Linked DNA regions of Homo sapiens: regions 2 and 3 are each linked to region 1. A link is an interaction called in ENCODE POLR2A ChIA-PET data of the cell type or tissue named here. Cell type or tissue: MCF 10A. All regions are shown on one strand. Region 1 overlaps SLC23A2 (solute carrier family 23 member 2). Region 2 has its middle 47 kb from the start of TMEM230. Region 3 has its middle 19 kb from the start of RASSF2.

Region 1 (5,000 bases):
GAACATGGGGTGCAGCAAACGTGCCCCCCACGGTGACTGGCCAGTCAAGGGGGGAACCAGCGGCCTCTCTCGTTGCCTCAGTGCCCCTTCGCTGCCTCAGACACGCAGCCCCCTGCACAGCAGGCCCCCAAGTGTGCTAAGGACCCACACGGAAGAAGGTCTGCAGACAGGGTCTGAGGCCGTGCGGAGCAGGAGCCCCCACCGGAGCCCCAGCTCACTGCCCACCTGCTGGTCGGAGAGGAAGCAAGGGGTGCAGGCAACACACAGCACTGCAGGCTCAGATTCACAGCAAAAGCCCCCCTCAGCCTGGGAGGCCCAGACTGCCCACAAGGTGCTGGCAGGGGCGCTCCCCTCCCCCATCCCAAAGGCTCTCTCTAAGCCGCTCCACTGGAAAGATTCTTTAATCAGGACACATGAAGCACATTCCATTCCGTGCTGCTTCTCTTTCCAGCTAAGGATTCAAAGCAGGAAGGGACCCCCAGGACGAGAAAGAGTGAGACTGGGGAATGAGTTCAGTCCTAGCACAGTCACCTTCCTATCCCACACCCCTGAGGCTTGCCTAGGCCCCCATCACCTTTCTCATGGATGTCACTGATCCCCTGGGATGGTCCTCACCCCCTATACTAAGTAACCAAGTAACGTCCTTCAAGGCACAGCCCCGGGGGCGAGTCCCCTGCTAACAAAGCCATTGAATGCTCCCTGTGCCTGTTGATAAGTCCCAAGCTCTGGCCTCTGTGTGCCTGGGCAGGGGGATCATGCCAGGCTGTGACTTCCTGCCTTTGCTCCTGCCCCTGCTGGGATGGAAGCTGCTCCCTCAGCCCTCCTGGGCAGAGCCCTTGGAGCCTGCAGGGCCTGTCTCAAACACCACCTCCTCCAGGGCTCCCACCAAGTCCCCTGGAGGATGCACTGTGTCTCCCTGATGGCGCTGCCCTTCGTGCTGCAAGCCATGTGCTTCGATGTCACCATTGCGCCCCACAATGGCCAGGCCCCGCACCTGCCACATAGACCAGTCACTGAATATCTGCAGGGCTGAGCCAGTACTCTTTCTCTTTGCCCAGGTTAAGAGAACGGGCACCACCCACACCCCGACAACCATAGAAAACCCCTATCACAAGCCCAACACCCCACCAAAGTCCCCAGCACACCTGCACCTGCCCAGCAGCACACAGTTGCTGACGTGATTAGAGTCAGCACCACCTGATTTATGACTAAGCAAATGGCCACACTGTGGGGAGGATGGAAGCAGGGGTGGGGCTGCCATTCCTTGCACAGCCAAAGGTCATGGGGGACTCACTCTGACTCCTCACAAACACAGCAAGAAAGGCTGCTTTCACCCAGCCTTGTGGGCATGGGGCGCACAGACACGCACCCTCCTCCAGGCCACAGCTCTGCATTTTGGGTCCCTGAGCCATCCCAGTAGGGTGTCAAATCCCTCTCCTGTTCTTACTCCGCTCAAACTGCTTCCCAGGCCAGCAGGGAGGTGAACCACGCTGACCCAGGTAGTTCTGTTTAGGTCTTGTGCCCCAACAGTGGGCAAGATGATGCCCTCTGTGACCAAAAGTATTTACCCCAAGTTCCCCCAGGCCCTCCCTTCTGTGTCCCATTAGCAACTTTGCCCATCAGGCTCAGCTGCTGGCCAGGCCTGGCCTCCTTGGCATGAGCTGGGGCAGAGCTGCACACGGTACACACTTCACTGCAATAAACACAGCTTTCATCCCCTATTCAGGTCAACCAATAATGCTCAGCTAGAGACACTGACCAAATTCACAGAGGGATTATGCCTACAAATCCACGGATAAGTCAGCGGTTTAGAAAAAGAACATCTCCCCAGAGAACCAGTGCTCCATGGGCAAGGTAAGGATCCTGAGTGAGCCAAAAAAAGCTCTGCCGTGCACTCTGGACTTGAAGCACAGAGCCCTGAACACTGTACCCAAAGAATGAAAGAGGGTGCTAGTCAGGTTGAGCCCTTCTTGGAAGGCCCAGACCACATCTCCTTCCCCTAGTCGGTCAGTGATATCCCTGCCCTGCCCCCTGGGGGGTTTGAGGAGACCCTCCTCCCTTCAGCCCAGCTTGGTGGTTGTGGGCAGACTAGCAAGGGCTGGGATCTGGGAACCATCAGAGCTTGCCAGCCCCAAAGCCTTTAGTCCACATAGCTTCTTTCCATCAGCAGACCTGCAGCCTACCCTCCCAGGGTGTGGCCTATCCTGGCAACCAGAACACCTGCACATGGCTCACCGCCCTCCAAGGCTCCCCTATCCCCGTGCCGCGTTAGGGCAACCCTGAGGTCCCGAAGGATTCTGACTCATCAGAATGCAGTCCCTGACTTCAGCTCACACCCACCTCCCACCGCAGGGAGGGCCAGGCCTTACTCAGCCTGTCTCTGACAGAGCAAGAGACAGCTGGCCGTGAACTTAGGACAGTCCTGCCAGAGCAGGCTCCACTTCCTGAGCAGTGCCCTGGGGTAAAGCAAGAGGCTGCACTGCGAAGAGGGGAGAGGAGCAGGAAAGGAGAGGAAAAGACAAGCTTGCAGGAGGAGGTAGGAAGGTAGATAAGGATGTTTCTCTTCCTTCCTGTGCCAGCTCCACGTCCATTTAAGCTGGTGGCTGGAAATGCAGAAGTGAACAAGCCAAAGCCCTGGCATCAAGGAGGAAGCACCGTGGGAAAAAGACATAGAAACAAAAAGGACAAACTGGAATAAAGGCCACACTGGAAGGATGAAAACAAGGTGGGAATTCAGAGAACAATGAAGGGCTCCACAGAGTCGGGAGGGCAGGACAAGCTGGGCCTGGAGGATGAGCTGTTGTGTGCCAGGCGGGTTGAGGGAAGACACACAAGAAGGTAGACAGCGGGCCCTTGGGAGTGAGGCCAGGGAAGGCAGGAGACAGGGCTCAGAGGCATGGCTGGAGATGGAAGTGGGGCAGAGAGCAAGGGCAAGCCTAAATGCTGGGTGCAGCCTGGTGTGTAAAAAGGGAGGAGAGCTGCAGTGTGGCTCACCCTGAGGAGGGTGTGGAAGTAGAAAGATGGCACTGGGTGTGGGGCACAAAGTGAGTCCAAGAGCAGTGCCCTGGAGGCAGGGAAGCCAACGGGGAGCCTGGTGGGACACTCTGGTCTGAACGTAAGGAATAGGGGCACAGAGGGGTGCTGGGGAGCGAGCATGACTTGCCAAGGGGGCAGGGGAAGGAGAGTGAGGCTGAGTTTCCAGCTTGGACAACTGGGTAGGGGAAGGTGGCGGTGGTGCCATTCACCAAGAGAGGAAATGACTGGGAGGAACACTGAGGGGTGGGGACCAACGGCCACTAGGACATTCCCGTGCCTCCATTCTGTCCTTGCCAACAGCCCTAGGCAAACGGCGCAGCTCAATGCCTTCTGCGCTCAATGCCTTCTGGGGGCTTTGGCATCCCCCATTAGTACCCCAATCTCACCTGCATCCAAACGTTGTCTGTAGCAAAGTAGTGATTCCCACACAGAAGAAAATGGTCCCAATGAGCTGGCTGGTGGCCCACTGGTCGTACCCCACACACATGGCATCGGCCAACAGGAAGGGCACTGCGATCGTGCCGCTGAAGCATGTCAGGTAGTGCTGTGGGCAGGAAAAGGGTCAGAGGAGAAACAGTAAACCCTTCCTCATTTATTCTTGATTTCATCCTAATTCTTCTCTCTTATTGTCGTTAAAAAATAGCCCACATAAAGAATCTCCTTGGTTTTTCGACCAAGCCATACTTTTTTCCTTCTTTTTCAGTATTTCTCCTTTGTTGTTAAGACAGTTTCACTCCCATTGCCCTCGACGGAGTGCAATGGTGCGATCTTGGCTCACTGTGACCTCCACCTCCCAGGCTCAAGCAATTCTCCTGCTTCAACCTCCCAAATAGCTGGGATTACAGGGGCGCACCACCACGCCCAGCTTATTTTTGTATTTTTTGTAGCGATGGGTTTTCACCGTGTTGGCAAAGCTGGTGTCAAACACCTGGGCTCAAGCGATCCGCCTGCCTCTCCCTCTCCAAAGTGCTGGGATTACAGGCGTGAGCCACCACGCCCAGCTGCATTTCTCCTTTTCATTACATTTTATTGTCTTACTATTCACTGTCATTATTACTTATTACTTGGATGAATCCATGCCTCACAAAGGAAACAGTCAATATCAGCACTGGTGATATTTTACTTATGTAATTCTTATTAGAAATATTTGGGTTTCTTCCCCAAAATGCTTTTCTGGCATAAATTGCTAAAACCATAAGGCCTTTCTCCTCTAATCTGTTATCATGAATTGTGATGTGCTGAACTATTCTTGCATGCTTGAAACAAACCCTAGTTAGTCATACTGTATTTTTCTTCTGGGATTTGATTTGCTAATATTTTATACAGAATTTTGCATCTACATTTCTAGGTTAATTAGTCTATTTCTTTAAAAAAGTTCTTTCATGTCTGGGGATTAAAGTTACATAAGCTTCATAAGTTACATACGCATGGAGTGTTTTCTGTCTTTTTCTGTGAGCTGGCATTGTTTTCGAAAACAAAGAATTCGTCTGTTCCAGTCAGGGCAGGGTTAAGGGCGTACAGTAGCCATGGGAATCTTCCAGAAAGAACCCCATCCCACTTTCCTTTGGGAGTCCCCCCAACCCCCCGCCACACCTGTAGCCCTGGTAGGATAGTCCCAGCACTCACGACTCACTTCCCTCCCTTCCCCTGTTGACCAGTTCTTATTTCTGTTCTGCAAACTTCCTACTTTTCTTCCAGCAGCTTCCCATTCCTGCCCACGTTAGCCAAACATGCCACATGCAGCCCATGAAGCCCGACTGTAAAGGAGTTTCCTGGGGTGAAATACTCCTGTTCAGGATGTCTCAGGGCTGCTCACAACTTTATGTACTCTGAATCGTCAGGAAGGGCATGATGCAGGCAGGGTTTCCCACTCCTATCTGACCAGGGAAGACTGCTGGGAACATTTATAAGATAAACATTCCAAAAAGTGTCCTTCCTGAATCTGGTTCAGAATGCTCAGCCCA
Region 2 (5,000 bases), 170 kb after region 1:
TGAGGTCAGGAGTTCGAGACCAGCCTGGCCAATATGGTGAAACCCTGTCTCTACTAAAAATACAAAAATTAGACAGGTGTGGTAGCGCACACCTGTAGTCCCAGCTACTCGGGAGGCTGAGGCAGGAGAATCACTTGAACCCAGGAGGCGGAGGTTGCAGTGTGCTGAGATTGCACCACTACACTCCAGCCTGGGCAACAGAACAAGACTCCATCTCAAAAACAACAAAAACAAAAACATTATCAGGCCGGGTGCAGTGGCTCACGCCTGTAATCCCAGCACTTTGGGAGGCCGAGGCAGGTGGATCACCTGAGTTCGAGAGTTCAAGACCAGCCTGACCAACATGGAGAAACCCCATCTCTATTAAAAACACAAAATTAGCTGGGTGTGGTGGGGCGTGGGTGTAATCCCAGCTACTTGGGAGGCTAAGGAAGGAGAATCGCTTGAACCCAGGAGGTGGAGGTTGCGGTGAGCCAAGATCACGCCATTGCACTCCAGCCTGGGCAACAAGAGCGAAACTCCGTCTCAAAATAAAAAAAGACTGACATTAAGTAAATTAAATTTTCTACCTAGGAGGCTGACAAGTGAATAGCAAAATAAGTCCAAAGGAAGTATAAGCAAAAATTACTAAAGATGAAAACAAAAATAAATCAAATGAAAACAAAACTCAATAATAAATTTTATCAAACCAAATGCTAATTCAATGAAGGAAAAATAATAAAATGGACATTTTTGAAAAAGGTGATCAAAGAAAAAAAAGAGTTGAAAACAAAGATAGCATTTGTAGTAAGAAAGAAAACCAAAGTACAGATACTTGTACAGATTAAAAAAATACCAGGGGCTAGGCGTGGTGGCTCATGCCTGTAATCCCAGCACTTTGGGAGACCAAGGTGGGAAGATCACTTGAGCTTAGGAGTTTGAGACCAGCCTGGGCCAACAAAGTGAGATCTCATCTCTATTAAAAAAACAAAAACCAAAAAGATATCTTTTTTTTTCCATGAATGAAATGCAAATATCCAATAAGCACATGAAAAGATGAAAAATATAGGAAGGCAGGTTTAGTCTCATTATAAAGACTAACTTCCTCAGCCAGGTGTGGTGGCTCTCACCTGTGATCCCAGCACTTTGGGAGGCCGAGGTGGGAAAGATCACCTGAGCTCGAGTTTGAGAACAGCCTAGGCAACATGGCAAGACCCCATCTCTCAAAAAAAAAAAGATTAACTTCCCAATGCATTGAAATAACCCATGAGTATCATGAACTCTGTCACAAGGAAGGGACACCAGAGGCTCAGATGTTGGCTGAGAGGTGACCAATTGTCAGGAGCAGGGGCACTGGTGATCTTAGGGGATGGGAACAGAGAAATCTCTGTTTCTGTGATTTCCATGATCCATTTCCCTGAGCTGCTTGTTTTCACCAATGGTCCTTGTTGTTATGGGCAGCAAAGTCCCTCTAATGATCTCTTTGAGGCTAGCCAGCAGGGGAGAAGTGGCTGTGAGTGGGGCCTATTTTCCTGGCTTGCAGGAAGCCAGGGGGCCAGAGCAGAGGCCCCCTACTGCCCTTCACTCCTCACTACCACCAGCTTCCCAGGTGTCCTGGACGCATGTGGGATGCCTCTGAGATAACCGGGTTAAGGCCAGGGCCTGTCTAACGCCTGGGCTCTGGAGCAGGACCCGGGTTCTGTGGGAGCTCATATGAAGGACAGGAAGTGACCAGTCCACAGACTGGACCAAAGGTCTGTGACTCACTGGTTGTATGTAGTAGGGATCACGCCCCTGCCATGCCAAACACCAAAACTGTAGGTCAGATTGGAGTTGTACTGGAGTAATACCATGACGAGGAGTGGGCTGCACTGGAGACCCCCGTCCCTGGAATGACCGGGGAAGCAGGGGCTGATGTGAGGAAGGGTGGAGAGGGGCTGCGGTGATGGCGAAGGAGGCCACAAGTTCCCGGTTTTGGCATGCTGCTCAGGCCTTCGCCTCCCCATGCTGGCTGTATTCTACCCGCACACCCATATTGGCCCAGACTGGGAAACCTCACAGCTTTGCTAAGTCATGGTCAGGTTAGTCAAGGCCAGTAAACCACGTGGGTGATGCATCATTGCCACCCTGGCACGCCTCCTTCCAGACCAGGCTGGGACTGGCTCTCCACATCCCAGGGCCTGGCCTTGGGCTTCTCTGCCAGCTGGTCAGGGTGAGTCACTCTTCTTTGGAGGATGCTGCCTTCCTCTAATGTTGGACATGAAGGGCTTTTTTGTCCTCCTAGAGTTCTGGAGCATCCCAGAAAAGGCAAAACTAGGGAGCAGAGGAAAGAGAACATTTTTTAAAAAACAAAAATGTTGCCTGGGCGCGGTGGCTCACGCCTGTAATCCCAGCACTTTGGGAGGCTGAGGTGTGAGGATCATCTGAAGTCAGGAGTTTGAGACCAGCCTGGCCAACATGGTGAAACCCCGTTTCTACTAAAAGTACAAAAAAATTAGCTGGGTGTGGTGGCGTATGCCTGTAGTCCCAGCTACTTGGGAGGCTGAAGCAGGAGAATAGCTTGAACCCGGGGGGCAGAGGTTGCAGTGAGATTGTGCCACTGCACTCCAGCCTGGGCGATAGAGCGAGAGAGACTCTGTCTCAAAAAAAAAAAAAAAAAAATCAAAACCCCAAACATACCCAAGGACCCTCCTCCTGGTTATTCACACCTGTGATTAACGAGGTCACACCTTGACTGTCCCTTGGGTCAGACAGAACTTCGCTGACCCGGGTTCATGCTCATCATCCCTCACAGGCAGGAGGGTGTTCATCCCCTCACTCACCTGTTTCCAGTCTCTGGCCCCCACCCCTGGGGTCCTCAGCTGCCAATCCACATACATCCAAGCCCCTGTTTAAGCTTTTAATTGCTCCCACTGACTTCAAAATGAAGCAATATTCCACCGTCTTAGCTTGGGTTTACGTAAAAGTAGATTTCAGGTATGGATAGTTTCTTTGGAAAGGACTCCAAGTAGTGGAGAAGTGAGAAACGGCGCAGGGCGGAAAGCCAAGGAAAGGTGCATTGAAGTGCAGATGATCACTGCGGGCACCAGGCTCAGTCCTGCAGGGATCCTCTGCAGAGCTGGGTAAAAGATGCTTCAGAATTATCCGGTGAGGGGGGAAAACAGGTGGGCAGTTACTCACTGATTCCTGGCACTCATTGGTTGAGGGTTGTCCTCAGGAAAATAAAGCCCCAGTATGTCCAGGCTACTCTACACAGGCTGAGCAAGTCTCAGTGGTGCTGGAGAAACCCGTGTGGTTTCTGCAGTGGGAACATGTCAGGTGTCCTGGAACTGCCCACCACGCTGCAGATGAATATGCCACAATGTCAACAGTGTTTAGGCTCATATATATATATATATATATATATATATATATATATATATATATATATATTTTAAGACAGTCTTGCTCTGTCACCCAGGCTGGAGTGCAATGGTGCCATCTTGGCTCACCACAACCTCCACCTCCTGGGTTCAAGCGATTCTCCTGCCTCAGCCTCCCGAGTAGCTGGGACTACAAGTGCGTGCCACCACACCCGGCTAATTTTTGTATTTTTAGTAGAGGCAGGGTTTCACTATGTTGGCCAGGCTGGTCTCGAACTCCCGACCTCATGATCCACCTACCTCAACCTCCCAAAGTTCTGGGATTAAGGCATGAGCCACCACACCCGGCCTCCCCACCCAGCCCCCCTCTGCTTTTTTTTTTTTTTTAAGACAGAGTCTCACTCTGTTGCCCAGGCTGAAGTACAGTGGCACAGTCATGACTCACTACAACCTCCGCCTCCTGTGCTCAAGTGATCCTCCCACCTCAGCCTCCAGAGTAGCTGGGAGTACAGGCATGCACCACCAGACCTGGCTATTTTTAAAATTTTTTTGTAGAGACAAGAGATGGAGTCTCACCGTTATCCAGGCTGGTCTCAAATTCCTGGGCTCAAGCAATCTGCCCACCTTAGCCTCCCAAAGTGCTGGGATTACAGGTGTGAGTCACTGCGCTCAGCCTCAGGCTCCTCTTTCTTGCTTCACCATCCATTATCAAGGTCGTTCTCTTCAAGTTTGCAAGGCACACTGCAGTTCCACATCCAGGTCCCAGGCAGGTGGAAAGGTAAAAGAATGTCTTGCAGCTGATATTGCAGCTGTTCCCGTTTTAAGGCGTTTTCTCCAACAACTTCCACCTGTGTTCCATTGGTCAGAACCTAGCCACATGACCATACCTAGTTAGAAGGCATGCTGGAAAACGTAGCTTTTCTATTAATGGCTGTGCGTATTAGTCTGTTCTCACACTGCTATGAAGAAATATCCGAGATTAGGTAATTTATAAAGAAAAGAAGTTTAATTGACTCACAGTTCTGCATTGCCAGGGAGGCCTCAGGAAACTTACAATCATGGTGGAAGGCAAAGGAGAAGCAGGCACCTTCTTCACAGCGCACCAGGACAGAGTGAGTGCAAGCAGGGGAAATGCCAGATGCTTATAAAACCATCAGATCTCATGAGAGTCACTCACTATCACAAGAACAGCTTGGGGGAAACCACCCCATGATCCAATTACCTCCACCTAGTACCTCCTTTGATACATGGGAATTACAGGGATTACAATTCAAAGTGAGATTCGGGTGGGGACACAGAGCCAAATCATATCACCATGTTAGGCCAAGATTATCCAGCGGTTTTATTACTCATCCAGCTAAGGTTCAGTGGTTCTATTACTAAAGAAAAAGGGGAGAATGGATGTAGTACTGGGCATCCAGCCATCTGTACCACCCTGCAGTCCCTTTGTGAGAATATGAGCATCCCAGTCTCTTCAGCATCGCTCTCAGTACCAAGGATGGTATGAAGGGGACAGGAATCCTCCTACCCTCAGGAACAGAGGTGGGGCCATGGGGAGTGGTCTGCGCCATTCTCACCATTCACAAGAGGAGTTGCATAGGGGGTAGAGGGCAGCTGGAATTCCTTTGGCCTGCTCCTCTAGGCATATGGAACATTCCC
Region 3 (5,000 bases), 56 kb before region 1:
CAGCCCCTGCGTATTATCTATTGCTACAGAACAAATTACTGCAAAAGTTTGCAGCTTAAAACAATAACAAACACTCATTATTTCTTACAGTTATTGTGGGTTATGGATTTGGGAGCAGCTCAGCTGAGTGGTTCAGGCTCAGGGGCTCTCACTGGGTTGCTATCAGGATGTCAGCTGGAGCTGCAATCATCTGAAGGCTTGACTGGGGCTGGTGAATCCACTTCTAAGATGGCTCAGGCAGATGGATATTGTCAGAGGGCCTTGGTTCTGTCCCTTGATAGGCATGCTTGCATGCATCCATGGCATGATTCAAAAGAACAAGGTGGAGATTTGTAAAGTCTTTTATGACCTAGCCTTGGAAGACACACATCACAGCTACTGTAGTCTATTCCTTAGAAGCAGTCACTAAATCTGCCCGTACTCAAGAGGAGGGAAATTAGCTCCATCTATTGAAGGGAGGAGTGTCAAAGAATTTGTGAATATATTTTCAAATCACCACACCTTGAGACAAGAATTTGGGTGCACATGGTTCCCCCTGTAGGCAACTGCAGCTCAATCCTGTAGGTCCTCTGCGATACTGTGTGGAACATTCCTCTGAATCATCCTATCGGAGGGTAGAAGGCTGGGGCATTTTCCCACTAAGTCCCGCCTTGCATTGTTAAGATTAAGATCCTGCCTCCCTCACTTCCAGGATATACCTGCTGTCAGCTGAGGAAACTCCCATGATACCCAAACCTTAAGCAGAGGAAAAGCAAGATGTACAGATGCTTGAAGCAGGAAGCTGTCAGTGTGCTGGAAACTGTCCTCCTTTGCAGCTGCAGGGGAATGCAGGTGGGCCAGGGGTGTAGAGAACGGGGAGAGAACATCATCTGCTGAGGCCTACAGGGCAGCCCATTAGCCAGCCCTTGCTAGAGGCTCCATTTTCATTACTTACTTCTCTCTGTTCACATTGTATGCACCAACAAGGCTGAAGTGCTTGTTGCTCCCTGCACCTGCTCTGCTGTTTTATGCTTCCTTGACTTTGCTCAGTCAGCTGCCAGACCCCAGCATGAACAAAAAATTAGAAGAGCTCCTAGAAAGAGTTGAGAATAGCACCAAAAAAAAATTTCTGGAACTAAAAAATTTAGTTTTATCATGAATATTTACATACACACAGTAAAACATATAATAGATCTCCATATGCCATCAGCCGGATTTAACAGCCATAAAGATTTTGCCACACATGTTTCATCAACTTCTTGTCTTCTGTCAGTAATTTTTCCCATTAACCTTTAAAACTGTGATAAAATGCACATAATTTTTCCATCTTAACCATTTTTAAGTTTATAGTTCAGTGGTATGAAATACATTCATAATATTGTCATCACTATCCATCTCTAGAACTCTTTCATATTGTAAAACTGAAACTCTGTCCCCATTAAACAATAACTCTTGGCGGGGCGCGGTGGCTCACGCTTGTAATCTCAGCACTTTGGGACGTTGAAGTGGGTGGATCACAAGGTCAGGAGTTCCAGACCAGCCTGGCCAACACAGTGAAACCCCGTCTCTACTAAAAATACAAAATTAGCTGGGCATGCTGGCGGGCACCCGTAATCCCAGCTACTTGGGAGGCTGAGGCAGGAGAATCACTTGAACCTGGGAGGCAGAGGTTGCAGTGAGCCGAGATCGCACCACTGCACTCCAGCCTGGGAGACAGAGCTAGACTCCGTCTCGAAAAACAAAACAAAACAAAACAAACAAACAAACAAACAACTCTCCATCTCCCCCCTGCTCCCATCCCCCAGCAACAGCCATTCTACTTTCTATGATTTTGATTACTCTAAGTACCTCATATAATTGGAATTATATAATATTTGTCTTTTTGCGACTGGCTTATTTCACTTAGCATAATGTCCTCAAGGTACAACACAGATAAATGTGTCAGAATTTCCTCTCTTTGTAAGGTTGAGTGGTGTTCCATTGTATATTTATACAACAATTTGCTTATCCATTCATCCATAGGTTGAATGGATTTGCTTATTCATTCAACCCATGAACACTTGGGTTGCTTCCATTTTTTTAACTTGTGAATAATGCTGTTGTAAACATCAGTGCCCAGATATCTTTGGGACCCTGCTTTCAGTTCTTTTGGGTATGTACCCAGAAATGGGATTGCTGAATCATATAGTAATTTTTTTTTGAGACAGCCTCACTCTGTTGCCCAGGCTGGAGTGCAATGGCACGATCTCAGCTCACTGCAACCTCCACCTCCCGGGTTTAAGCGATGCTCCTGCCTCAGCCTCCTGAGTAGTTGGGATTACAGGTGCATGCCACTCGCCCGGCTAATTTTTGTATTTTTAGTAGAGACAGGGTTTCACCATGTTGGCCAGGCTGGTCTCGAACTCCTGACCTTGTGATTCACCTGCCTCAGCCTCCCAAATCATATGGTAATTCTATTACTATTTTTTTGAGGAACCACCATACTGTTTTTCATAGTGATATACCATTTTACATTCTCACCAACCGAGCACAGGGATTCCAATGTCTCCGCATCCTCACCAACACTTATTATTAATATTTTCCATTTTTTTTGATAGTAGCCATCCTAATGGGCATAAAATGATACCTCATTATTGTTTTGATTTGTAGTTCCCCAATGATTACTGAGGTTGGACATCTTTTCATTGCTTATTGGTCAATTGTATATTGTATTGTATTCTTTGAAGAAATGTCTATTCAAGTCCTTTGCTCATTTTTGAATTGCATTGTTTGTTTTTGTTGTTGTTATTAGGGGTTTTCTAAATGTTCTGGATAGTAATCCCTTATCAGATATATGATTTGCAAATATTTTCTCCCATTCTGTGGGTTGGCTGTTTACTCTGATATTATCTTTTGATGCACAATTTAAAAAATGTGTATATAGTCCAATTTTGTCATGAAGATTTTGCCCTATGCTTTCTTTTACGAGTTTTATAGTTTCAGATCTTACATGTAGGTCTTTGGTCCCTAATGAGTTAATTTTTGTATATGGTGTTTGGTAAGGGTTCAACTTATTCTTTTCTCTATGGATATCTAGTTTTTCGGCATCATTTGATGAAAAGACGGTCTTTTCTCCTAATAAATGGTCAAAATAAAAACCATTTAACTGGCCGGGCGTGGTGGTTCATGCCTGTAATCCCAGCACTTTGGGAGGCTGAGGCAGGTGGATCACCTTGAGGTCAGGAATTTGAGACCAATCTGGCCAACATGGTGAAACCCCATCTCTACTAAAAATACAAAAATTAGCTGGGCATGGTGGTGAGTGCCTGTAATCCCAGCTACTCGGGAGGCTGAGGCAGGAGAATAGCTTGAACCTGGGAGGCAGAGGTTGCAGTGAGCCAAGATCATGCCACTGCACTCCAGCCTGGTGACAGAGCAAAACTCCATCTCGGGGGGAAAAAAAACAACCATTTGACCATATGTGTGAGGGTTTATTTCTGGGTTCTCTATTCTATAACATTGGTCTATCTATCTGTCTCTATGATAGCACCACACTGTTTTGATTACTGTAGCTTTGTTCAACTATGTATTTTAAAGCAAATTTCGGACACCATGTCATATCACCCCTACATATTTCAAAGCACATCTCTTAAAAATATGCATGTGCTCTCATCTAACCACAATTTGACACATGCTTTATCTCTCCACCTTTTTTTTTTTTACTTCGTGAAAGTATTTTAAATATAATTCTTTTTCTTTTTCTTTTTTTTTTTGAGACGGAGTCAGCCTCTTTTGCCCAGGCTAGAGTGCAGCGGCACGATCTCGGCTCAAATGCAACCTCCGCCTTCCAGGTTCAAGCAATTATTCTGCTTCAGCCTCCCAAGTAGCTGGGATTACCATGCCTGGTTAATTTTTGTATTTTCAGTAGAGACGGGGTTTTGCCATGTTGACCAGGCTAGCCTTGAACTCCTGACCTCAAGTGATCTGCCTGCCTTGGCCTCTCAAAGTGCTAAGATTACAGGCATGAGCCACTGTGCCCAGCCTTTTAAAGAGAATTCTTTAAGCACAATTATCAAAATGTAATTTTTTATGGCACAGGATCCCTGCATACAAATGTAACTTTTAAATTAACATATTTGGTTGATGAATTAAATGAAAGGATGGCCAACACAGGAAGCTAACAGATAGTGGAATAACAAGTACTGATTTTAAAAAATAAATAAATAATAAAACAGCAAACTAAGAATCTTTTCTACTAGACTAAGATATCACTGACATGTCAGAGTAAAAAAAGTTATGGACACGAGAAACATCAGAATGTACTGTACCTTAGAATGAAATCTCACAGAAAAGAACTCTGTCTAAAAACAAACGACTCAGGCTGGACACGGTGGCTCAGGCCTATAATCACAGCACTTTGGGATGCAAAGGCGGGTGGATTGCCTGAGACCAGGACTTCAAGACCAGCCTGGGGAGCATGGCAGAACCTCATCTCTACACAACATATTAATACAAAAATTAGCTGGGTGTGGTAGTATATGCCTGTAGTCCCAGCCATTTGGGAGGCTAAGGTAGGAGGATCCCTTGAACCTGGGAGGTCAAGGCTGCAGTGAGCTGTGATCATGCCACTACACTCCAGCCTGGGTGACAGAGCAAGGCCTGTCTCAAGAAAAGGAAGGAGGGAACGAAGGAAGGAAGGAAGGAAGGAAGGAAGGAAGGAAGGAAGGAAGGGGAGGGGAGGGGAGGGGAGGGGAGGGGAGGGGGGAGGGGAGGGGGGGAGGGGGAAAAAAAACCAAATGACTCAAAACAGAGATATCAAGTTGAGACAGAGTAAAGAAAAGAGGAAACAGTGGTGAGCAATAGACCTTTCAAAACACATAGTGAAATCTAACAGGCTAATACACTGTATAAAATTGTGTAGTATAAGCACACAGTAAGAATTTATAGCTAGAAGAAAGAATACAAGAGAAATTCAAATAATCAGCTGAAATGAAGAGTATTAACTTATCTCTGCAAAATTTAGGAGTTATGCCACACGTGAT

Evidence for each region. ChIA-PET counts read pairs that join two places held together with the same protein. Peaks named below come from ENCODE experiments on the same cell type or tissue, not always from the same donor. Only the 100,000 strongest peaks of a DNase experiment are listed, where the experiment ranks them.
Region 2: POLR2A ChIA-PET joins it to region 1 with 5 read pairs; 3 of 35 experiments call an interaction of 5 or more read pairs at or near these places.
Region 3: POLR2A ChIA-PET joins it to region 1 with 5 read pairs; 2 of 35 experiments call an interaction of 5 or more read pairs at or near these places.

What each region holds. Positions count from the first base shown.
Region 1 is chr20:4,896,133-4,901,132 of GRCh38, forward strand. It overlaps SLC23A2 (solute carrier family 23 member 2), which reads right to left. Exons shown (of 17, transcript NM_005116.6): 6 at 3,423-3,580. Among named protein-coding and RNA genes, the nearest start is that of RASSF2, 75 kb to the left of the region's middle. RefSeq lists an enhancer at 637-1,158. In MCF 10A, no CTCF peak of the experiment used is centred here; a DNase peak (open chromatin) is centred at 2,329.
Region 2 is chr20:5,064,050-5,069,049 of GRCh38, forward strand. It overlaps a transcript of TMEM230 not described here. Among named protein-coding and RNA genes, the nearest start is that of TMEM230, 47 kb to the right of the region's middle. RefSeq lists an enhancer at 1,828-2,328. In MCF 10A, no CTCF peak of the experiment used is centred here; DNase peaks (open chromatin) are centred at 2,102 and 4,072.
Region 3 is chr20:4,840,140-4,845,139 of GRCh38, forward strand. No RefSeq gene overlaps it. Among named protein-coding and RNA genes, the nearest start is that of RASSF2, 19 kb to the left of the region's middle. In MCF 10A, no CTCF peak of the experiment used is centred here; no DNase peak of the experiment used is centred here.